2 separate regions of the Mus musculus genome follow, and region 2 is linked to region 1. Evidence: chromatin loops called from intact Hi-C (ENCODE). Cell type or tissue: heart. All regions are shown on one strand. Links, peaks and the distances in the headings refer to the core of each region. The heading gives the core; the rest is flanking DNA.

The links. A loop is a pair of places that touch in the nucleus more often than their neighbours do. Peaks named below come from ENCODE experiments on the same cell type or tissue, not always from the same donor. Only the 100,000 strongest peaks of a DNase experiment are listed, where the experiment ranks them.
Region 2: it touches region 1 in a loop (3-fold over the local background); 3 of 42 quality-filtered maps call a loop at or near these places.

The regions. Positions count from the first base shown.
Region 1 is chr7:80,583,517-80,594,170 of GRCm38, reverse strand. It overlaps Crtc3 (CREB regulated transcription coactivator 3), which reads left to right. Exons shown (of 15, transcript NM_173863.2): 12 at 1,293-1,493; 13 at 1,575-1,655; 14 at 3,707-3,809; 15 at 4,220-7,539. The coding sequence ends at 4,428. Among named protein-coding and RNA genes, the nearest start is that of Gm42398, 33 kb to the right of the region's middle. In heart, for the core only: no CTCF peak of the experiment used is centred there; DNase peaks (open chromatin) are centred at 4,780, 6,330, 7,350, 7,820 and 3 weaker places; H3K4me3 peaks cover 1,234 bases; H3K27ac peaks cover 1,564 bases.
Region 2 is chr7:80,683,173-80,693,826 of GRCm38, reverse strand. Crtc3 (CREB regulated transcription coactivator 3) reads left to right here and starts at 4,950. Exons shown (of 15, transcript NM_173863.2): 1 at 4,950-5,220. The coding sequence starts at 5,089. In heart, for the core only: CTCF peaks have their summits at 5,111 and 5,705; DNase peaks (open chromatin) are centred at 4,366, 4,936 and 5,606; H3K4me3 peaks cover 2,397 bases; H3K27ac peaks cover 1,919 bases.

The DNA of each region.
Region 1 (10,654 bases), core at 1,868-9,867:
GTTGGTCAGCTGGTTGAGCTAGCTGAGCACCTCTAGTTCAGGCCCAGACTCTTGGCATTGGAGCAAGCTTAACCCGTGTCAAACAGATCCTCTGTGAGCCTTGGGGTGCAGTACAGGTGCCTTGGCATGACTGTAAACTGCTTTTATTCCACCTTCCATTTAGTAACTAGCTGAGCTAGAGAGGGGACTCCACCGAGGCCTTCCCATCAGGTGTCCATCGACTTACTCCAGGGGTCGGCCTCCGACTGAGTGACGTCTCCTCCCTCTCTGGAGGCTTCTGGATGTTCTCTCTTGTCTCCAGCATGTGAGACTTGGAGATAATGGGCCTTGGGATGAGTCTGGAGGGTTTCTTCCCGCTGCTCTCACTGTGCCCTCTCATTTCTCCTCTGCCTGTCTGTCTGTCTGTCTGATGTGTGGGACCTGGCGCAACACACAGATCAGAGGACAACTTTTGGGAGTTGATTCTTTCCCTTGACCATGTGACTCTGGGCAGTCACTCCAGGGTTGTGAGGGTTGGTGACACTCTAGGGTTGGTCACTCCAGGGTTGTGAGGGTTGGCAACAGGCTTTCCCTGCTGAGCCATCTTGCTGGACCCTCTTTTTTGTCTTTCTGGAAGATTTTTGCACTATTTTTCAAAAGTTCTTTTCTTGTTTTGTTAATGTTCACCATGCCTCTGCTTTCTGGGCCAGCATCAAGGAGGGAGGCTGGTTGCCCTCACAGAAACTCTGACCAGACCTTCAGGGGTTGATTTCAACCATTGCTCATCCTGGTCCTGCCCCTCACACCTAGAGTTAAGTAGGTACTCAGTCACGTGACTTGTGACTCCGGTTACCTCTGGCCTTCCTTGTTGGTGGCCTTCTTTGTTTCTGCTGTTTTACAGATGTGGCGCCATCTTTTTTTCCTCCCATGGTCTTCTCTCATTAGTGTTGGTCATGATTTTGGTTTTGTCTGGTAGTGTTCACTGCTGTTAGCGTTTTGTTAGTGTCTTGTTTTAGTATAGGATGGTTGCGCCAGCTACCTTTTCCAGTCTTCTGTCTCTCACCAGCCGTCGTGACTTTAGAAATAAAACATTATTTGCGCTGAGAAAGCAGAGGAAATTGGCTGTATTCTTGTTTGATTCAACAATAGAAATGATGCTGATAGGAAATGCTTTCCGGGGCACGAGGTGGAGATGTGCTATGAAGGGCTTCTCTAGGCATCACGGGGAGAGCCCAGCTTCTCCTCTCACCAGGCCTTCCTAACCCTGAATCTTAATTCTTGGAAGCTAACAGGTCATGTGGTTTGTTCCACAGATGGTGACCTCAGAGCAGAGCCCACTTTCCTTCCTGCCCACAGACGCTCAAGCCCAAGTGTCCCCACCACCCCCTTACCCCACACCCCAGGAGCTGCCTCAGCCACTCCTACAGCAGCCCCATGCCCAGGAGCCCCCAACTCAGCAGCCCCAGGCAGCCCCCTCCCTGCCACAGTCAGACTTCCAGCTCCTCACTGCCCAGGTAAGCCACTGGGAGCGTGGGGGTGGGGCTTATTTCAGTCTGAACTCCAGCTCTAAACCATTACCTCCTTACTTCCCAAAGGGCTCAGCTTTGACCAGCTTCTTCCCGGATGTGCGCTTTGACCAACAGCCCATGAGGCCCAGCCCTGCCTTTCCTCAGCAGGTAAGTGGCCGCTGCTGTCCCATCTCCTTTATGTATAAAAGGCACCCCTCCTCTCTTTCAGTTGTGTTCTGCAGCCCGGAGGGAGCGCCTTGCATCTTCCCTCCCTCAGTACTGATGTGGCGCCCCATGCCAATGCCTTGTGCAGGGTCAGGTCTCAGTAGAGGGTCTGTTTGAACAGTGAGTGGTGGATTTTCATAGCACTCTAGTCATAGAGTTAGACAGTTTAGTCAATAGAGCCCAAAGACTAAAGTTCCAGCCCCAAAACCTGCATTTAAAAAAAGAAGTAGGTGTCAGATCAGGTGTATCAATGCACACCTTTAATCCCAGCACTTGGGACATAAAGACAGATAGATTTCTGTGAGTTTATGGCCAGTTTGGGTACCAGTTCCAGACTAACCAGGGATACATAATAAGACCCCTTTCAAAAATGGGGAGGGGTGACAGGGGAGATGGCTCAACAGATATGAACACTGGCTGTTCTTCCAAAGGACCCAGTTGTGGTTCCCAGCACCCACATGACAGCTTACAACCTCCGGGAACTCCAGTTCCAGAGGATCTGACACCCTCTTTTGGCCTTCTCAGACACTGGGCATACGCATATGGTGTACATACATATATGTAGGAAAACACTTATGCACATAAAAATAAACCTTTTAAAAACAAAAGATAAAAGAAAGAAATTCCTGATGTGGTTGTGCAATACCCATAACCCTATCACTGGGAAGCCAAGGACAGACGGTCCCTAGGGCTTCCTGGCCCGCTAGCCAGGCCTAGTTGGTAAATTCTAGGCCAATGAGAGACCCTGCCTTAAGTTTAAATGGTAGATAGCATCTGAGGAATAACACCCAAGGTTGCCTTCTGGACTCTAGAACACACACAGTACATGCACACACACACACACACACACACACACACACACACTCACACACACACTGATGTATATATGCACATCCATTCACAGTGACCATAGCAGCTAGCTTATCAGTCTCCTATGTTGGGACTCTGAAGGACGAGGAGACATACCTGGCCCCTGGAGCAGAGTTAGAAAGCAGTGTAGCCTTGTGCCAGCAAGCCTGGTGCTGCACCCAGCTCAGGCCGTGGCTCTCTAAGAGAGCTGAGCCCAGGACCAGGGTAGGGGAAGTTCCCATCACAGTGTTTTCAGTCAGTCACCTTCTTTTGCTTTTATATTTTTACACCTCGAGATTTTAGTGTTTGGTAAGGATAGTCAGGCTCTAGAATGAATTAAAAAGCGAAGGAAGGACAGGCCCAGCTCCAGAACGTAATAACAGAAAATAGTAAAACAGATAAAGATGCTGGTGCCAAGTGGGCTCTGGCAGGGCCTTGTGGCGAGAGCAGGTAGTTCTCACCTCTCTGCCATTCCCTTCTGTTATTTTTGTAATTTGTGGTACTGGGTGGCAGACCCAGGGTCTAACACGTGCCAGGTAAGCACTCTACCCCTGAGCTACCCGCAGCCCTACCTCGCTGTTTCATAAAGATGTAGCCCTAGCAAGCTAGGCGAAGATCAGCACTCTCCTCAAAAGTGTCAGAGACATTTTTGAGGAGACATTTTTTTAATGGTTTTAAAAATTAGTTTCAGCATAGATTCCTCAATGAGACCCCAGTTGTAAGCTGCCCTCACATACCTTGTCCTAGAGAGACAAGGATGGCGGGAAGGGAAGGGAAGGCGTTCTCTCTCTCTTATCCCCAGAGCCAGAGAGCCTACTGTTTCCTTGACCACAGAGGGACCTCTGAGGGGCTCGCACAGGCCTTGGTGAGGCTGAGGAGCGGGGATATCTGAGACTCAGAGTCTGAACTGTGCCCACTGTGTCTCTTGGGGCTGTGTAGCAGGCAGAGTATAGGCAGAGAAAAGTCACCCAGTGTGGTCCTCACAGACCCACCTGAGTACCAGGGGATGTTGTGCCTATGATAGCGCACCGCAGAGCCCTCCAGGATCCTAGATGGGACTGTGGGACAGTAGGGACAGTCTGCCCTTGCTCACACACCTCAGAGACAGAGCCCCTTGACCACAATGTGGCTTTCGATGCTTCCAGGTGCCTTTGGTACAGCAGAGCCACCGAGAACCACAGGACTCATTCCACTTGAGACCAAACCCATATTCCAGCTGTGGCAGCTTCCCAGGCACCATCCTGACAGGTGAGCATGGGCCCCGCCCCAGCTTCATTGCTGGTCTCCTCTCTGTGTGTTTACCGCTGTGCGGCAGGTTAAATCACGCAGCATTAGGTAAATGAAACCCCCGGGTGATTAAAAACCATTGTGGGGAGACCTACAAAACGTCAAAGAGTTAGCTGGGCATGGCAGTACACATCTGTCATTCGAGCACTTGGGAAGCTGAGATAGGAGGGACCCTTGAGGTTGAGGCCAGCCTAGGCTACATACAGAGTGAGGCCCTATCTAAGAAAAAAGGTTGATCCAGGGGTAAGAGCCATGGGTCTGGGAGTGGTCAGTAGCTGGGTGCTCACTGTCCTGTCTGGGCATGTTGGGGACTGTCACTCTTTAAAAGCCTTGGTCCTCCTGTCTCCAAATTTCCTCTCTGCTCCTTTCAGAAGATACAAACAGCAACCTGTTCAAAGGCCTTAGCGGGGGGCTGTCGGGCATGCCAGAGGTCAGCCTGGACATGGACACCCCGTTCCCTCTGGAAGAGGAGCTGCAGATCGAACCCTTGAGCCTCGATGGACTCAACATGCTAAGTGACTCCAGCATGGGCCTGCTGGACCCCTCTGTGGAGGAGACGTTTCGAGCTGACCGGCTATGAGCACAGTGCAGTGGAACTGGGGAACTGAAATGGCCAGAGAAAGCTGGGGTGGAGCCAGCAAACACCCTGCCGGTGGTCACAGCCAGCAAACACCCTGACAGTGGTCACAGCCAGCAAACACCTTGACGGTGGTTACAGCATAGAGGGAGCCGCTGCCCCGGGCTCTCCACTGAGCTCAGCCAAGGCTTTGCTAGACACAGCTGCACTCTTCGGCCCATGGCACCAGTTGTACTGCTGCAGGCCAGCTGCTTTGGAGCTTCCGGTGACCAGGAAGCTGACCATGTCACCCTTAATTCTCTTTATTGGCCATCCAGTCAGTCAGTGTGTAAATGTAGAAAATGCTGTGTAACACGTCAGTGCTCCAAACCTCAGATTCCCATCAGCACTGAAGATGGAACGCTATAGGAGGCAGTTGGGGGCCTCGGGCCCGTGTAGTTGGCTCAGTGTCACACAACGGTACCAGAGCACCATGATGCCTTTCTGTCTGACCGCCAAGGCCAGGCAGCCCTCCAGCTGGCGGGTATTCTGGGCCCAGCCATCACTCTGTCCAATGGCTCACTTAAAATGAAGAAGCTTACCCAGCCGTCCCAGGGCAGGCTTAAGTTAGGCAAACTGAAGGCAGTTTGCTTCCTCCCGGTTTATGATCTCTTTGCTGCTGCTTCCTGTATGCGCACCTTTCCCTCACAGACAGGAGGAGAGGGAGACCTGTTTGCTCACTGAAAAAAATGTCCTTGGAAACAGGATGAGCCTAAGGAGGACAGCGCTCCTAGGAGAATGGAGGAGGAAAGGGAGGCTACAGGTGTGTCACCTGCACAAGATGCCCTCCCTCTTAGGCCTGCCACCCTCCAGCCCACTGGAAGGAGCTGCTGGGACTCGTATTAGTGCAGGGCAGCTGAACTGCCCTTCTCCCCAGCTGCCCTGCAGACCTCAAGTTTAATGCAATGCCCACTAGACTGTAAGCTCCCAGAGGGCAGGAACTGTGCCTTGTTCTGTATTGACCCCTAGTGCCCACCAAGTGCCTGGTAGGAGTGCATGTACCCAGGATGGAGGAGAGAGGGACTGTGCCTCGTGGTGGGGCGGTCTAACCTGCAGCTCTCTCTGTCCCCTGCCTTAGCTCAGAGCTTCACCTTTCAGACTCACTTGAGTGTGCCTTAACACTAGGTGACCAGACCTGCCACTAGGCTCAGCGCCACTCCTCCTAGGGAATATGTCCCTCAGCAGCTAGGTGGACATCATCCAGTGCATCCAGCATGGCTGATCACACCAAGCCCCAGGAGTGTGGGGCACCTGGCATCCAGACTGGGCCCCCACAGCAAATTCTTCCTCTCGGACCTTTTCCTTTTTTTTTTTTTCTAAATTGCTTAAAATAGAGGTGCAAACTTTGAGGTTAAGAAATAAGGCCTGGCTGGGCGTGGTGGCACCCGCCTTTAATCCCAGCACTTGGGAGACAGAGGCAGTATGATTTCTGAGTTTGAGGCCAGCCTGGTCTGCAGAGTGAGTTCCAGGATAGCCAGGGCTACACAGAGAAACCCTGTCTCGAAAAAACAAAACAAAACAAAACAAACAAAAAAGAAAGAAAGAAGGCCTGGTTCATGGGACTCTTTTATTCATTAACGCCTTCTCACACAGTAAGTAATCTGAGCAGATTCTACCAGCACCTGCCTCCTAGCCCCACATGAGGAAAGTGATGTCCACCCAGCACAAGGGAGGAGCCGGGGTGGGTGAGGAGGGCCCTGGAGGAGAACTTTTGCCTGACGCCTGCTCCCCTTCCTGCGACATGGGCTGAAGCTGAGGCTCAGTGGCTGTCCCCACCCAGGAGAGCAAGGGTGGAGTAGAAGGAAGCTGACCCATCTGTGCCTGAGGCGAGGAAGCCTGGGAATCAGAGGCTGCTCCAGCTCCCCACACCGCGGCTCTTCAGACAGCCGGGTGGAGCTGTGCGGCCACGTGCCCCAGTCTCTGCTGTTTAATTGGAAACTAAATTAGAATCCTCTTCCCCTGACCATGCCACTGGCCTGGTCCTGAGATCCCAGAGCACCCGGGGTGACTTTAGTTAAAGTGGAAGCTTTTCACTCCTCTGAGCTGCCCAGCGCCCCAGCATACACACTCAAGCCAGCTCCCGTGTCCGTCTTCAGGCAGAGATCGATGCTGATGTAAAAGTTGAGAGGAAGGGGTTTCCAGCACAATCTGCTCTCTGCGTTGAGCCTGATCCGTGGGATCATCGTGTCGGTGACGCCCACACACCGGGGAAGAGGCAGGTGTGAGGTGACAGGGTCAGGAGGGGGAGGACCCTGAAGGAGAATCCCTGCTTGCACAGCTGCTGTCCTCTGGTGAAGGCGTAACGGGAGATCTCACCCCATACCCTACGCTGCCCTGTTCCTGAGGCTTTCTCCAGCCAATGGGAAAGCGCTGGCTGCAGGGGCGGGGGGGGGGGGGGGGGGGGAGTTGAAAAAAAAGAAAACCCAAAAACCAAAAGAGACAATGTAGCACTGAATTAAATCTGCCCATAGGCCTATCAGCCTGATCTTTTCATGTGTGTAGCTTTAAGCCACTAGAGAGCCTACCGGTCTACATGGTGTTGAGTACAGCAGGAGACTGCGTTGCCCTGCTGCAGTCGTGTGAGCCTGCACTCGATGCTGCCTTTGTGACTAGCCTGTCTTAGGCGGCAGCATTGAAGTGGCTACCGGCTTCCCCAGACCTCTCTTCAGTGTCTTCTCTCTGTCCCACCAGCTGCCCTTCCCCAGCACTGCAGGGTGGTGGGTTTTAGCACACGAGTGTGGGGAGAAGTGAGGATGAGCTCTCCTTTGCCCTGCTCCCTTCCCCCAAGTCTACTGTATATTCTCTGGGCCGAGAGGTCGTGTATTCATGCTCGTGCACATATCTGAAGACATTTCCTGTTGGGCTCTTCTGATTTATGCACAGATGGTTCCCAGTGTTCCCACTGCTCCAGAACGGGGCCATCCCAGCAGCTAGTCAGACTTCCGGCCAGTGTCCTAACTCCCGGCCTTTTGTTAAGCAATATTGAAAGATCGGACTTTGTATAAAGTAGCTTCCAAGTTTTATAATGCATCATTTTACATCTTTCATAATTAAAAGCAGCACAATATGGTTGTATCTGCTCTCGGTGTTTCTCTTCAGCCTTGGGGGCAACGAAGGGCTGGGTGGGCAGCTTCTCCAACCATCTCTGCCTCCTTGGCTGGCAGTCACTGATCTGCAACCATGGCTGAGTCCTGAGCCAGCCCTTCCTGAGCCTCCTCGTTATATATCAAAGGCGCACAGTCCTGTTAAAACTGGGTAACAAGGACAGGGCTCCCTGGATGGCTCAGTCTCCTGCCTCACCCTGGCAGTTGCCCCACCCCTTAACCCAGTTGTTCTGTCCCAGTCCAGCGCTGACACCTCTTCCCATGCCTCTCTTCAGAGGCATGCCCCCTCAGCCACACTGAGTGCTTGGATTAGGGGTGACTCCTGAAATCTCCCTCAGACATCCCACTTCTGACCAGCGTCTTCAGAGTCCACCTCAGCCCTGGTCTCTCAGCATGTGTGACCTCATCCAGGCCCTTCTCCCTGACTCCTGGCTTGGTCCCTGGGATTAGCAGCCTCCAGGAAGCCTGCAGACAGCTCTCTTTGCTCTGACTGCCCATACCTGGCCTTTTCTATTCAGAAACTCAGCCAGCCCACCTTGCCCACCAACCCGTCCTCTGCTCTCTCTGGGTCCCTCTGGAAACCTTGTGAAGCACTCTCTCCCCTCCAGCCACCCCCAGATCTTTTCCTCCTCTGTTCTCTGTCTCATCCCCCTCCCCTAAGCTTGTCCAAATCTCTCACTACCTTATTCCCCCTCCCCTATGGTGCATCGGTCTAACCTGGGTTCATCTTTCCTGTGTCATTACTCTGTTCTTCCTCCAAGAACTACCTGAGTTCCCACCCCAAGGCCCTCTACCTCAGCCTTTGCATCTGCCTCAGTCTCCTCCCTAAGACAGAAAGCAAGCCGCTTCTCCTCAAGTTCCCTCAGACTACAGGCTATCTCCTGCCTTCCCCAGAGCGCAGACCCATCACCTCCCACACCCAGCTGTGAACTCCCTTGGCCTGTGCACACTGAACACTTGGAGCCTTTCTCGGGTCCTGCCTTGTTAGTTCCTATCCTGCTGACCCTCCCCCAACCCAGAAGCCCTCCCTTGGACTACACCCTTTCCCTCAGGCCCACACACTCCCCTATAGTCCTTCATCATCTGCTTCCGCCAAGCGTGTACCCCTCACCCTCGGTCTCATCCACGTGCCACCCCACCTACCTTCTACTTACAAATCTGTGCGTGAGGACTGCACAGATGGCTCAGTGGTTATGAGTACCGATTGCTTTTTCAGAGGACCTGGGTTCAACTCCCAGCACCCACCTAGCAGCTCACACCTATCTGTAATTCTGGTTCCTGAGAATCTGGCACCCTCACATGTAGGCAAAACACCAAAGCACAGAAGAAGAATAAACCTTGTTAAAAGTGAAAAAATCTGTGGGTGAGAAACCATCCCTCAGTATTGGCCTTCCATGCCCACAGTTCTCAAGGGTTCAGGTGGGCGCGTGGCTGTTGCCCTTATGCCGAATCCCTGTGCCTGGCATAGAGTCGGAGCTCAGTCACTACCTCCCTGCTGCTAAGCTCTTTCTGTGGTCACAGTTGTCACCCCAGTGCTCCAGCTGCTGAGTAAGCCATTCTCTCCACACTCAATCCAGCCTGAGCCCCAGTGGGACACTCAGAAGCCCCCACTCTGGCTCCCTCCTCACCCCTGCTCACCCAGCAGCCCCGTCTACACTCAACAGAGTGGTGCTTTTTTTCCATATTTTCTGCTCATTCTTTGAGAATTTCATACATCTCTGCAGTGGATACTGGTTAAACAACACACCCCATGCCCCCTTCACCTCCTAGACCTCACCGCCACCTCCCTCCCCCCACACCAATTCATCCTTTTATAGCCCATGGGGTTCAGTGAGCACTGTCCTTAGCCACTGGGACACGGGCATCCTAAAGGATCACGTCCACTCAGAGGGACAGATTTTACTTCATCTTTCTGCACCTCTGAAATGAAACAAACACCTTCCATGTCATGATACTGGGTTGTGGGAAGTGAACTTGCACAATTCAAGAATTTAGAATTGTTCCTGGCACCAAGAATTCCATCAGCCGATGTCAGTTTTTTTAAGACCCTGGCTGGCCTGGAGTTCACAGGGATCCTCCTTTGCCTCTGACTCCAGCGCTGGAACTGAAGCCATGCCACACCTGGCAGTCAACATCATTTTTTACAACTATTTGTTACATGAATCTGTCCCTTTGAGGACAATATGTACTGATGCTTAGAGTACTGGGCTTGTACAACACTTGATTTGAAATGCCAAATATTAGCACTGGAGGGTTACTCTAAATGGGCTTCACTGTGCAGCTCTGGAAAGTAAGATTTGCAGTAAGATCTTGGGGCTGTGTCCCCATGTGAACACTAGATGGAGCTGAGGCTGTACGAGTGGTTCTAAGGACAGGGGAAACAACCAAAGAAAGAGAGCCACTTGATCCCCTGGGTCTCTGAAGATTGGCATCAGGAAGGACTGACGCCCACAGTGACAGAAGGCCATCAGCATCCTTAGTGACCACTACCAACGATCAGACACTGCACACCCACGTTCCTTCCAGCAACCTAAAAGAACTGCAGAGAGGCTCAGGGTCACCTATCTGCCAGTGGGCACGCAAGGCCCTGACCCTAAGGAGACTGACTCCACGACCTCCTGCTTTCTGTCTCTGTCCTTGCCATGGCACAGGATTCCCAAGGCTTCAAGCTACATCCTGAAGCCGGGCAAGCTGCTATACACATGGAAGCCGAATGCTTGGGAGGTGGGACAGATGTCCACGGCCAGCCTCAGCTATATGACAAGACTGAAGCCAGCCTGGGCTACATGATACCCTGTCTTAGAAATACATACATATATATACACGTATACATACATACATATATATGGAGAGAGAGAGAGAGAGAGAGAGGTGCTGGAGAGGGAACTCAGTGGTTAAGATCACTGACTGCTCTTCAGAGAACCCAGACTCAATTCCCAGCACCTGCACGGCAGCTCACAACCATTCAAGACTCCAGTTCCAGGGAGCCTATGCCCTTTTCTGGCCTCTGTAGGCACTGGATGCATTTTTTTTAATGTAAAATTTAAAAAAAAAAAAAAGGTGTTTTAAAGGGCTTTACTGGCCTG
Region 2 (10,654 bases), core at 1,328-9,327, 100 kb before region 1:
TTCTGGTGTGTATGGATTCAGCTACAGTGTACTCATTCATATATAAAATAAATAATTCTTTAAAAAATGTTAACCTCTATACTTACTCCAAGTAATTTCACACAATTTATTTACTGGATTAAGATTTAAGGTGGCATGGCTGAGTGGTAGAGACTTGGGTCTCACATGCAAGATGCTGCATTCACTAAAGAAAATTATGCAAGTTAACTATGAGAAGACTGGAAATAGAGCGAGTGCACTTTAAGTATTTGACAGCCGCTGGTGCTGTGCTCAGGCTGATGGGGACAGTTCATTTAGGACCTATCCCAGTGCCCTTCAAGATGGCAAAAGCTGAAAAGTTAGAATTATGTTTCCTAGACGAACTTGCAGCTAGGATTCTGGGCACAATTTTGCTTCTTCTCATTATTATTATTATTATTACTTTTTATCGTACAAGATCAGTAAATTGGAGGTTGGAAAGATGACTTAGTGATTAAAAGCACTTGCTGCTCTTCCAGAGGACCAGAGTTCAATTCCCAGCACTTACAGTCAGGCAGCTGAGCTGCCTATAAGTTGAGTTTCCAAGGATCCAATATCCTTTCCTTGTGCTTTGTGCATGGTGGTGGAGTCGGAGTTCTCCCTGGGCTCTCGCCATGACCAGGCAGGAGTTGCTCCCCTATGGCAGGATGGCTGCATGAACTTCAGGCAGAACTGAGTCCTCATCATATGCTCGCCTTTACCATTGATATCTCAGCTCTTAGCAGCTTCAGCAACTCCTCCCCGAGTTTAAGAACTTCTGCCTTTTCACTTTAAAAAGAAAACCCAAAAAGGGCACAGCACTTCGTGACTTGTGTTCAGTGCATCTGATCTGCCAGCATCACAGCGCCTGGGCTTTCTCTTTGTCCCTACCCCCTCCCCAGAGACAGGGTCTCCTGTAGTCCACCTGCTCTCAAGCTGGCCAGGCACTTTAGGCCGGCCTTGGACTTCTGCATCCCACCTCCCAAACGCTGAGATTAAAGATGTGTACCACCTGGGCCGGCCAGGGCTTATTCCCTGTTTTTAAACTATGCATGTGGGTATGAACTTGTGAGTACAGACACCTGGCAGCGCCAGCGGCCTTGATCTCCTTGAGCTGGATATAGCCAGTTTCTAGCCACCTGACTTGGGCGCTGGGAACTAAACTTGGGGTCCTCTACAAGAGCAGAAGTCCTTAACCACTGAGCCATCTCTCGAGTCCTCAGGGTTTTATCCCTAAGTCTCATCATATTTATCGTGCTCACATGGACATTGTCAGAGATCATCTTTTAGGAGCCGGTTAGTTCTGCAGATGTCACGCTTGCACAGTAAAAGTTTCATCCACTGGTTTATGTTGCAGGCACCCAGCTGGCCTTATTTCTTATTATTTGAACACTGTTATTTAGTGTGTGCCTGTGCATGTGTGTGCTTGTGTGTATGTGTACGTAAAGTGCTTGTGTGTGAAGGTCAGAGGACAACTTTTTGTTTTGTTTTGTTTTGGTTTTTCGAGACAGGGTTTCTCTGTATAGCCCTGGCTGTCCTGGAACTCACTTTGTAGACCAGGCTGGCCTCGAACTCAGAGATCCACCTGCCTCTGCCTCCCGAGTACCGAGTGCTGGGATTAAAGGCGTGCACCACCATGCCCGCTCAGAGGACAACTCTTAAGAGTTGGGTCTGTCTTTTTTTTTTTTTTTTAACACTAAAGCAGTTACTCCCTACTTAGCTTAAGGGACCCACTTTTTTTGTGGGGGGGTGGTTAAGATTTATTTATTTATTTATTATATGTAAGTACACTGTAGCTGTCCTCAGACACTCCAGAAGAGGGAGTCAGATCTCGTTACGGATGGTTGTGAGCCACCATGTGGTTGCTGGGATTTGAACTCCTGACCTTCGGAAGAGCAGTCGGGTGCTCTTACCCACTGAGCCATCTCACCAGCCCTTTTTTTGTTTTTTGAGACAGGGTTTCTCTGTGAAGCCCTGGCTGTCCTGGAACTCTCTCTGTAAACCAGGCTGGCCTTGAACTCAGAAATCTGCCTGCCTCTACCTCTCAAGTGCTGTGATTAAAGGCATGCGCCACCACCACTGCCCAACGGGTCTGTCCTTCTTGCATGTGGATCCTGGGGATCAGACTCAGGATGTTAGGCCTGGTGGCAGTGCCTTTACTCACTGAGCCACCTTGCTGGTCCCTGGTTGAGGCTTTTTTTTTTTTTAATTAGGTGAAATAAAGGTGAAGAAAGTACATTATTTTGATAGTTGATCTACTACCAGAGACCTTACTAAGTGACCACACAGGCAGGCGGTCTGTAGGGCACGGTATGCTTGGTTAGTGGATCCCTCCCACCCATTGTGAGACGACACAATGTTTCATCATGCTGCTCAGATTGGCAAGCAATGTAAAAACTCATGAATTATGAATTTTTTGGAAATGTCCCACTTAATATTTTTAGACTACGGTTGATGGAGTATAATTGAAGCCTTGGAAATGAAACTGTGGGTGGGGAACAGTCTCCTCCTGTGTGTTTTCTGAGCCTCTGCTTGGAGCTCAGTGTAGTGACAGCTTTCCCAGCTGGCTTCCAATCTCAAGAGAGGGAATGGTTCCTTTGCTGCCTCTTGTCTGCAGCCTGGCGCTCCATCAGCGTCTGCTCTCAGCCCTCCAAACAGGCATCTCAGCAACCCCTTTATTACCCGAACTAGCCAGAAAGTCCTACTTTATTTGGTTTTGTTTGTTTGTTTGTTAAGGTGGTGGGGAAGGAGGGCTGACTCACTCTGTAGACCAGGCTGGCCTCCAACTCACAGAGACCCAACGGCAGCCTTTGCTTCCTAAGTACTGTTATTAAATGGTGTGTGCCACCATGCCCAGATTTTTCTTTTGTTTTCTTCTTTTTTTAAAGATTTATTTTGATTGCATTTAATCATGTGTCTATGTGCCTCTGTGTGGCATGCATACTTGGGTGCAGGTGCCTGTGGAAGCAAAGTTATCATAGTCCCTGGAGAGAGAGTGACAGGTGGCTGTGAATGCCCAATTTGGGTGTTGGGTACCAACCTCAGGTTCTCTGAAAGAGTAACACATTTGCTTTTTTTTTTTTTTTTTTTTTTTGAGACAGAGTGGCCCAGAATGACCCTTAACTTGCAGTCTTCCTGCCTCCACCCTCCAGGTAGTGAGATCTCAGATGTATGACACCATGTCCAGCCTGGCTCATCTGTGTGAAAATGAACTCAGTATGGCATAAAAGCAGAAGGCAACACGTAAAGAAAAAGCATGGATGGACTGGAGGGATGGCTCAGTGGTTAGGAGTGCCTACTGCTCTTGCAAAGGGTCAAGGTTCAGTTCCCGGCACCCACATGGTACAGATGGTAGCTCACAAGCAACCGTCTGTAACTCCAGCTCCAGGGGACTAAGGCCACCTTCTGGCTACCAAGGATCCCTATACATAGATGCTGCACATAATTGCATGCAAGCATACACACATACATATAAAAATCAAGAAATATAAAATAAGAAAAAAAAGCATGGTGGGTAGGACAATACAACAGACACATAAGCCTAATTATAACAAAACAATCTAGGGACTAGTGAGCTCCCTAAGTCGGTAAATGTGCCTGCCACCAACCTGAGTTATTGGCGGATGTGAGTACACACACACACACACACACACACACACAAAATGAATAATGAATGAATGTAAAAAACCAACACATATAAAAACAGTTGCAGGAAATACAAAAGTTGCACATCATGTCTATAAATTCTTTTTGGTTTTGTTTTTGAGACAAGGTCATCATACAGTCTGGACTGGCTTTCTTCTCATTATGTAGCCAAGGAGGACCTTGAACTACTGATCCTGCTGCCTCTAACTCCTGACTGCTAGGATTACAGGCACTTGCCATAATGCCCAGCCTCATTTTTGTATAAATTTTAAACATAAAACTTCCTATCCCACATAGAGTAACTGGATTAATAAATCATACACAATAAAAGGAAGAACAGAATAATAAGTATATGTTAATTTTGAAAAAATGAACAGTAGTGTTAGACATCACTACCAACATAGTTACTTTTTATGGAGACAAAGAATGAGGTGGGGTTCTTTTTTTTTTTTTTTTAAATAAACTCCAAGCATATGAAGCAAAACGATTTTTAAAAAGTCTTATTGTGTATGTGTGTCTAGGTATGTGCTTGCTACAGCCTGAGTGTGGAGGCCAAAGGACAAGTCTCAGGAGTCAGTTATCTCCTTCCACATGAGTCATTTAGCTGGCCCCAAAATGCCTTTTAAATTTTATTTGCAGTGTTGGAATCAAACCCAAGGCCTAGGGCTTGTCACACAAGCGCTCTACAGCTGAACACCGTCCCCAGGCTCTGCAAAAATGTTTTGATGGTTTAATCATGAGGTGCGTGGGCGTTGTTGTTATTTTCCGTATTTCTCCTCATGTCGCTAATACGTCCTAATTCACAGAACACAGTCATGCTCAACACTCTCCAGGACATCTTGGTGTACAATTATGTTGGAAGCAGCTTCTGGGCTAAAAAGGGGGAAGCCTGACGAGGCCACTTGCTGTTTTACCAGCGAAGTTGAACGGATGGGAGAGATGGCTCAGTTAAGAGTACAAACAGCTCTTACAGAGGCAAAGACCCGTGTTTGGTTCCTAGATTAGTGTGATCTCCGTGGGTGCCTGCATGCACATATACATATGTACACATCCACACTGGGCAGTGGTACCCAGCGGCTCTCACACATTGGTGCAGCTTAACTTTACAGACGTGATATAGGTGTGAGAAGTCCCGAAGCAGGCTGGGGACCGTGGGCTCAGCCCTCGGTCGGCTCGCCGGAGGTCGAGCTCCCCGGCTGGGAGGCCGGGCTTCGGGGCCCGGAGGCCGGGCGGGCCGCGCCGAGGGCGGAGCCGCCGCGCGGGGGCGGACCTCGGCGCGCTCCCGGCCGCTCGCTGGCTCTGGGGCCGCGGCGGCTCCTCTGCCGGGTCGCGCCGGAGGACAGGTTTCGGGCGGCGGCTTGGGCGGCCTGCGGACAGACCGGGTGGGCCGAGCAGCGGAACCCCGCGCCTGCCGTGTGCCTAGCCCGCTAGCGCCGGGCGCGCGCCATGGCCGCCTCGCCCGGTTCGGGCAGCGCCAACCCGCGGAAGTTCAGTGAGAAGATCGCCCTGCACACGCAGCGGCAGGCCGAGGAGACGCGGGCCTTCGAGCAGCTCATGACCGACCTCACCCTGTCCCGGGTGAGCTCCGGGGCCGGCGCGAGCGGTGCGGGCGGGTCCGCGCGGCGGGGAAGAGGTCGCCGGGCCGAGGCGGCGGCGGCGGAGCCGGGCGGGGGCCGCGGGTGGGGAGTGGGGCCGGGGCGGCCGCGGCCTCGGCTCTGGCCGGCCTGGCGACACCGAATGCGGCTTGCTATCTCGGTGGACGGGCCTCGGTGCGTTGAGCTGGAAACGGCCGAGCCCGGGGAGGCGGGCAGCGGGGCCGGGCGGCCTAAGCGGGAGGATGACCCCGAGAGGAAATCGCACGCAGCTGCAGCTCAGAGGCCGGACCGAGGCACGCCTGGTTCGGGCGGTGCGGCTTCTCCGTGGACACCCACGGCCAGCGAGCCCTTGACTGTCGGCGTAGAAGGCCTCGGGGGCCGGAGGGTCGCACATCCTCCCCGAGGGGAAGACTTGGTGCACGCACAAGCGAATCGACGGCTGGCCCCTGAGTGGCAGGGGGCCTTGGTACCACGTTGAGATTCCGTGGCTTTCCCTCCTTCGCCTCTTGGAGGTGCTTTCCGTGGTCCGGTGCATTTGCTCAGCATCAGATATTTAGTGAGAACTGACAGGGTGCCTAGCGCAGATGGTGACTGCGGAGGGACCCAGAGGAATGAGTAAGAGCGAGTCGGAACAAACACCTGGGAGGCTAGACAACTGGAGCGGACGGCAGGGGATGGAGACGGCAGGAGTGTCTGTGTAGACTGCAGAGGGTCAACGTGAGTGGGCAGCCTTGAGGATTCTGAGTGCTGGCCTTGAAGGCACATTGTCAGATGGGGGAGGCTAGGAAGATGCTGGGGGTGGACAGCTGGAAGCAGACGTGTGAGCAGATTGCAAGCTGGTTGTTTCCCTGCTTCCCAAGGTGCAAGCGTATTCTATTTTGGCCACCATAGTGTTTGGGATTGAAAAACAAAAACAAGAAAACTAAAATCTGTTGCTAGGGTTTAAATTGGGAGTTTTTTCTTTTAACATAAATTTAACATAAACTAAACTAACATAAATGTATAGCATAAACTAAACGGACTTACTTTAAAATTAAGAGACTTGGAAACAATCTTGAGTGTTACTTCCCTCAAGTGGAGTGTGAACTCTTTCTTGCTATAATACACTTTACACGGCTCACTGTTACAGCCCCCTACACCGAGACCACTCATCAGTAAGGGCAAAGTGGACTGCTTTCTGAACTTCCATTCTCCATGCACTGAAGGAAGAAGAAGAAAAAAAGGAATATATGAGAGATAAGAGATAGATACAGGATACAGATAGATACAGCCTTCTGTATAGAAGGCTGAAAATTTCAAGGAAAAAAATGTCCTTATGCCCTGAGCAGTTATACTGCTTACAGGTTGGCATCTAAGGCCTTGACATTTTGTGACCTTGATTAGACTGAGCCTGACAAGCTTCGGATGTATTGAAGAGGTGTGGGTAAAAGCCATGGATTAGTGTAAGGCCTGTGTTGATGTTACAAGGCAGACTTTATGCACACATACATGTGCTCTATGTGTCTGTATAGCTAGAGTTGGTCCAGTCGCTCATGCGATTTTGAGGCCCCCTTTAAATCATCCTTTGTGCTGAGGTCATGAGTGATATACAGATTATTTTTAAATGTTTTTTTAAAGATTTATTTATTATTATATGTAAGTACACTGTGGCTGTCTTTAGAAGAGACATACCAGAAGAGGGTGTCAGATCTCTATCACAGATGGTTGTGAGCCATGTGGTTGCTGGGATTTGAACTCAGGACCTCTGGAAGAACAGTCAGTGCTCCTACCCTCTGAGCCATCTCTCCAGCCCCCAGATTATTTTTGTGCTCTGTAGCTCGGCTGGCTTCTAGCTCGACATCCCTTTTCCTTAGTTCATTAATGCTGGGATCACAGACATGCACCATCAGATCTGGGTCAGATTTTTAAAAACAGGTCCTCCTAGATCCTTAGTGTTCATATAGTTTTGATTTTACTCATGTGTGTTTGCACATAATCTTGTGTATATAGTTCACTAGGTAGAGCGTCTATACACTCATAGACCAAAACATTTATGTGTGCAATAACTCAAGGTTACAAATTCATAAATCCAAGTCAAATTTCATGTAGTATGAGAAATGCTATTCTGATGCACTGAACTTGGGGTCTCTATGTGATATGTTGAATTTAATGAACCTGATCAACTGTGGCTTATAGGCTAATCCAGTTGCTATTTCTGCTAATTACTACAAATTACTACAAACTTATGCCATTTTGCCCTGTACCTGGGCCAGGGAGTCATTTGCATGTTAGTTCAGCCTGTGTTTTCTCCTTGACCAATGGGTCCCATTGTGTTTGAACAGACACTTGTGACAGCCCTGAGTGTGCCCAGGGAATTTTTGCTTATTTAGGTTTTTTTTCTTAATTTATTTATGTATATGAGTACACTTTAGCTCTCTTCAGACGCAACAGAAGAGGGCATCGGATCTCATTACAGATGGCTGTGAGCCACCATGTGGTTGCTGGGATTTGAACTCAGGACCTCTGGAAGAGCAGCCAGTGCTCTTAACCGCTGAGCCATCTCTCCAGCCCTGCTCCTTTAGTATTTTAAAGGCTTATTTCCCCACAGAAGTCACAGAATGAAACACTTCTCATAAAGAACTCCTGGGTCCTCAAGTGTTTGTGCACTCTCATTTGGAGAATCGTCCATGTAGTTGGCAGAGGGTGATTGGGTGACCAGTGTACTGACTTTGCTTACTGCTTACAGCAGGCATGTTAACTGATGGGCAGGCACTGCAGTGATCTAGATAACATTTCTTCTTAGCCTGTGTGGAGCTTCAGCTGCTCACGTTATCACGGCCAGTCACTGGGACTGACTTGAACACTACTGAGGGTCTAGATTAGCGGTTCTCAACCTGTGGGTCAGGAGTCCCACAGACGTGGCTGATCAGAGTTTTGCACTACAATTCACAACAGTGGCACAATTACAGTTAGGAAGTAGCAATGAAGTACTCTTACGGTTTGGGGTTACCACAATATAAGGAGTTTTATTAAAAGGTTGCTGTATTAGGAAGGTTGAGAACCACGGCCCTAGATTTTGGAGAATTTTTTTTTCCAGGTTGCTTGCTTCAGCTTCCTCAGAAACAGTGTGAAAGGTTTTGTTTGTTTGGTTTGGCTTGGTTTTTTTCAAGACAGGGTTTCTCTGGCTGTCCTGGAATTTTCTCTGTAGACAAGGCTGGCCTCGAACTCAGAGATTTTCCTACCTCTGCCTCCTGAGTGTTAAGAGTACAGGTGTGCACCACCATGCCCAGCTAGCAGAGAGGCAGTCTGGAGAAGGAGTACCTGCCCATTGTGGTACCTAGCTGGGATCTCCCGGTAAGGAGAGGGAGGAGAGCGGAGGCAGGTCAGCCTGGGAACTGCTGCTGGGTTTTGAATGATTTCTGTGCTGTTGGTAAGTTGGATGCTTCCAGTACAGTTAATGGACTGTTTATGCGAGGTATGTGATGGGGGCTTGACAGTCTTCTTAGTGTGCTCACTAGTACTGTGTCTGTAGTGTGTGCCTGGGGCTCCTGTGGTTGCTTGGGATGTTGTATGAGCAAGCAACAGTGCAGACTGATGGGCGTTAAGATCTAGTGAGGAAGATATTTAAGAAGTAAGGACCCATCTTGGTGAATGTTATAAAAAGGAAGTAGCTGGAGCTCTGGGCGTGGGTAGCTCGAAGTCTTTGCCATTATCTGAATGTCTAAGGGATCTGTGGGAATGGGGAGAGAATTTTGGGATAGATGTGGAAAGGCAATGAGCTTCTGGCAGAGTCTACGGTCCAGCAGGATGACTGGGAGAGAGATTTGAGGTGCTGGGGATGCCACAAGGGTCAGGTTGTAGATGTGGGATTTGGGACCCGATCCTACAGCAATAGTAGGCCATTGGAGAGGTTGATCCCGGGGGGATCTGTATCTTCAAAGGATCCTTCTAGCGAGAATCTAAGAGGAGGCCATGGTGGAGAAGGTGTTCTGAGACTGTACAGCAAGCTCTGGCAGGGCTGGGTGGCATTGATAGTTCGAACAGGTTGATGCTTACAAAGTGTAAGGAGCTTTGGAAACGCCAGCAAGGTGAGAGGGAGAACTGAAAATGATCCCAGGCTTCAGGCATGTCAGGGTCCTGGAGGGGCAACACTCTGAAATAGCAGGGTGGGGCTGTGAAGAGAGGCTGAGTTTGAGGCTTCTAAGCCGTAGGAAGCATGTTCTAGCAGGCTGTTGTCTCTAGGGACTTGCGCCTCAGGAGGGGAGGCTAGGTCTCCCTCCTGTTTGGAGCTCTTTGGAGTTTAGCCACAGGAGATTTGATGCTTAGGGAGAGTTTTGAGACCACATACTACAGGTAGGGGAGTGTAGTTCAGTTGGTAGGGTACCTGAATCGAGTGCTCCAAGTCCTGAGTTTGATCCCCTGCATACGTGTTAGTGGCTCATACCGGCAGTCCTAGCACTTGGGAAGTTGAGGCAGGAGGATGAGAAATGTAAGGTCATTCTCAGCTACACAGGATATTTGAGGTCAGCTACCCTATTTAAAACAAATGACCCTTCAGCCCCACAAACTACAAACTGACTGGTGACCTTCACCCTATTTTTGGCTCTCTGACATATTTTTATTTTGTTTTCCCAAAACATGTGTATGTGTATGTGTGTCTGTGTGTGTCTGTTTTCTATGCCAGTGTGTACCTGTGTCTGTGTGTGTGTGTGTATCAGTGTTTATGTCCCTGTATGTGTGTGTCTGTGTTTATGTCCCTGTATGTGTGTGTCTGTGTCTATGTTTCTGTATGTGTATCTGGGTCTATGTCTATGTGTGTCTGTGTTCTTACATCTGTTTAATAAGGGCCAGTAATGACCATTAGTATTGTACATTAAATGAGATCTTTTAGCAACGTCTGCCTCACATTTCTTTCCTTTTTGATTAAAAAATTTATGTTTTTATTTTATGAGTGCTTTGCCTGCATGTATGAAAGTGTACTACGTGGGTATCTGGCGCTCACACAGGCCAGAAGAGGGTGCTGGAGAACCTGGAACTGGAGTTAGGGCTAGCTTGTGAGCTGCCATGGTGGTGCAGGGAACCAAACCTGGGTCCTCTGCAAACGCAGGAAGGGCTCTTGACTTTTCTCTGTCCGTGTGGTGTGTGTGTGTGTGTATGTGTGTGTGTGTGTGTGTGTGTGTATGTGTGTGTGTGTGTATGTGTGTGTGTGAGTGTGTGTATGTGTGTGAGGCCTGGACTGCAAAGCATCTTTCCTTGCTGAGTCATCATTTGCCACAGATTCCCGCCATCCCTATGTCATGCCTCATGATGCTCCAGATTGCTTTAGTGACTTAGCTCCCCTATATCTACTTGACTTTGTCCCCCTGCTGTAAAGTGAAGTGTGAATAGGGTCCCGGAAGCCAAAGAGCCCCTGCCATTTCAAGGGAAGGTAGTGGGAG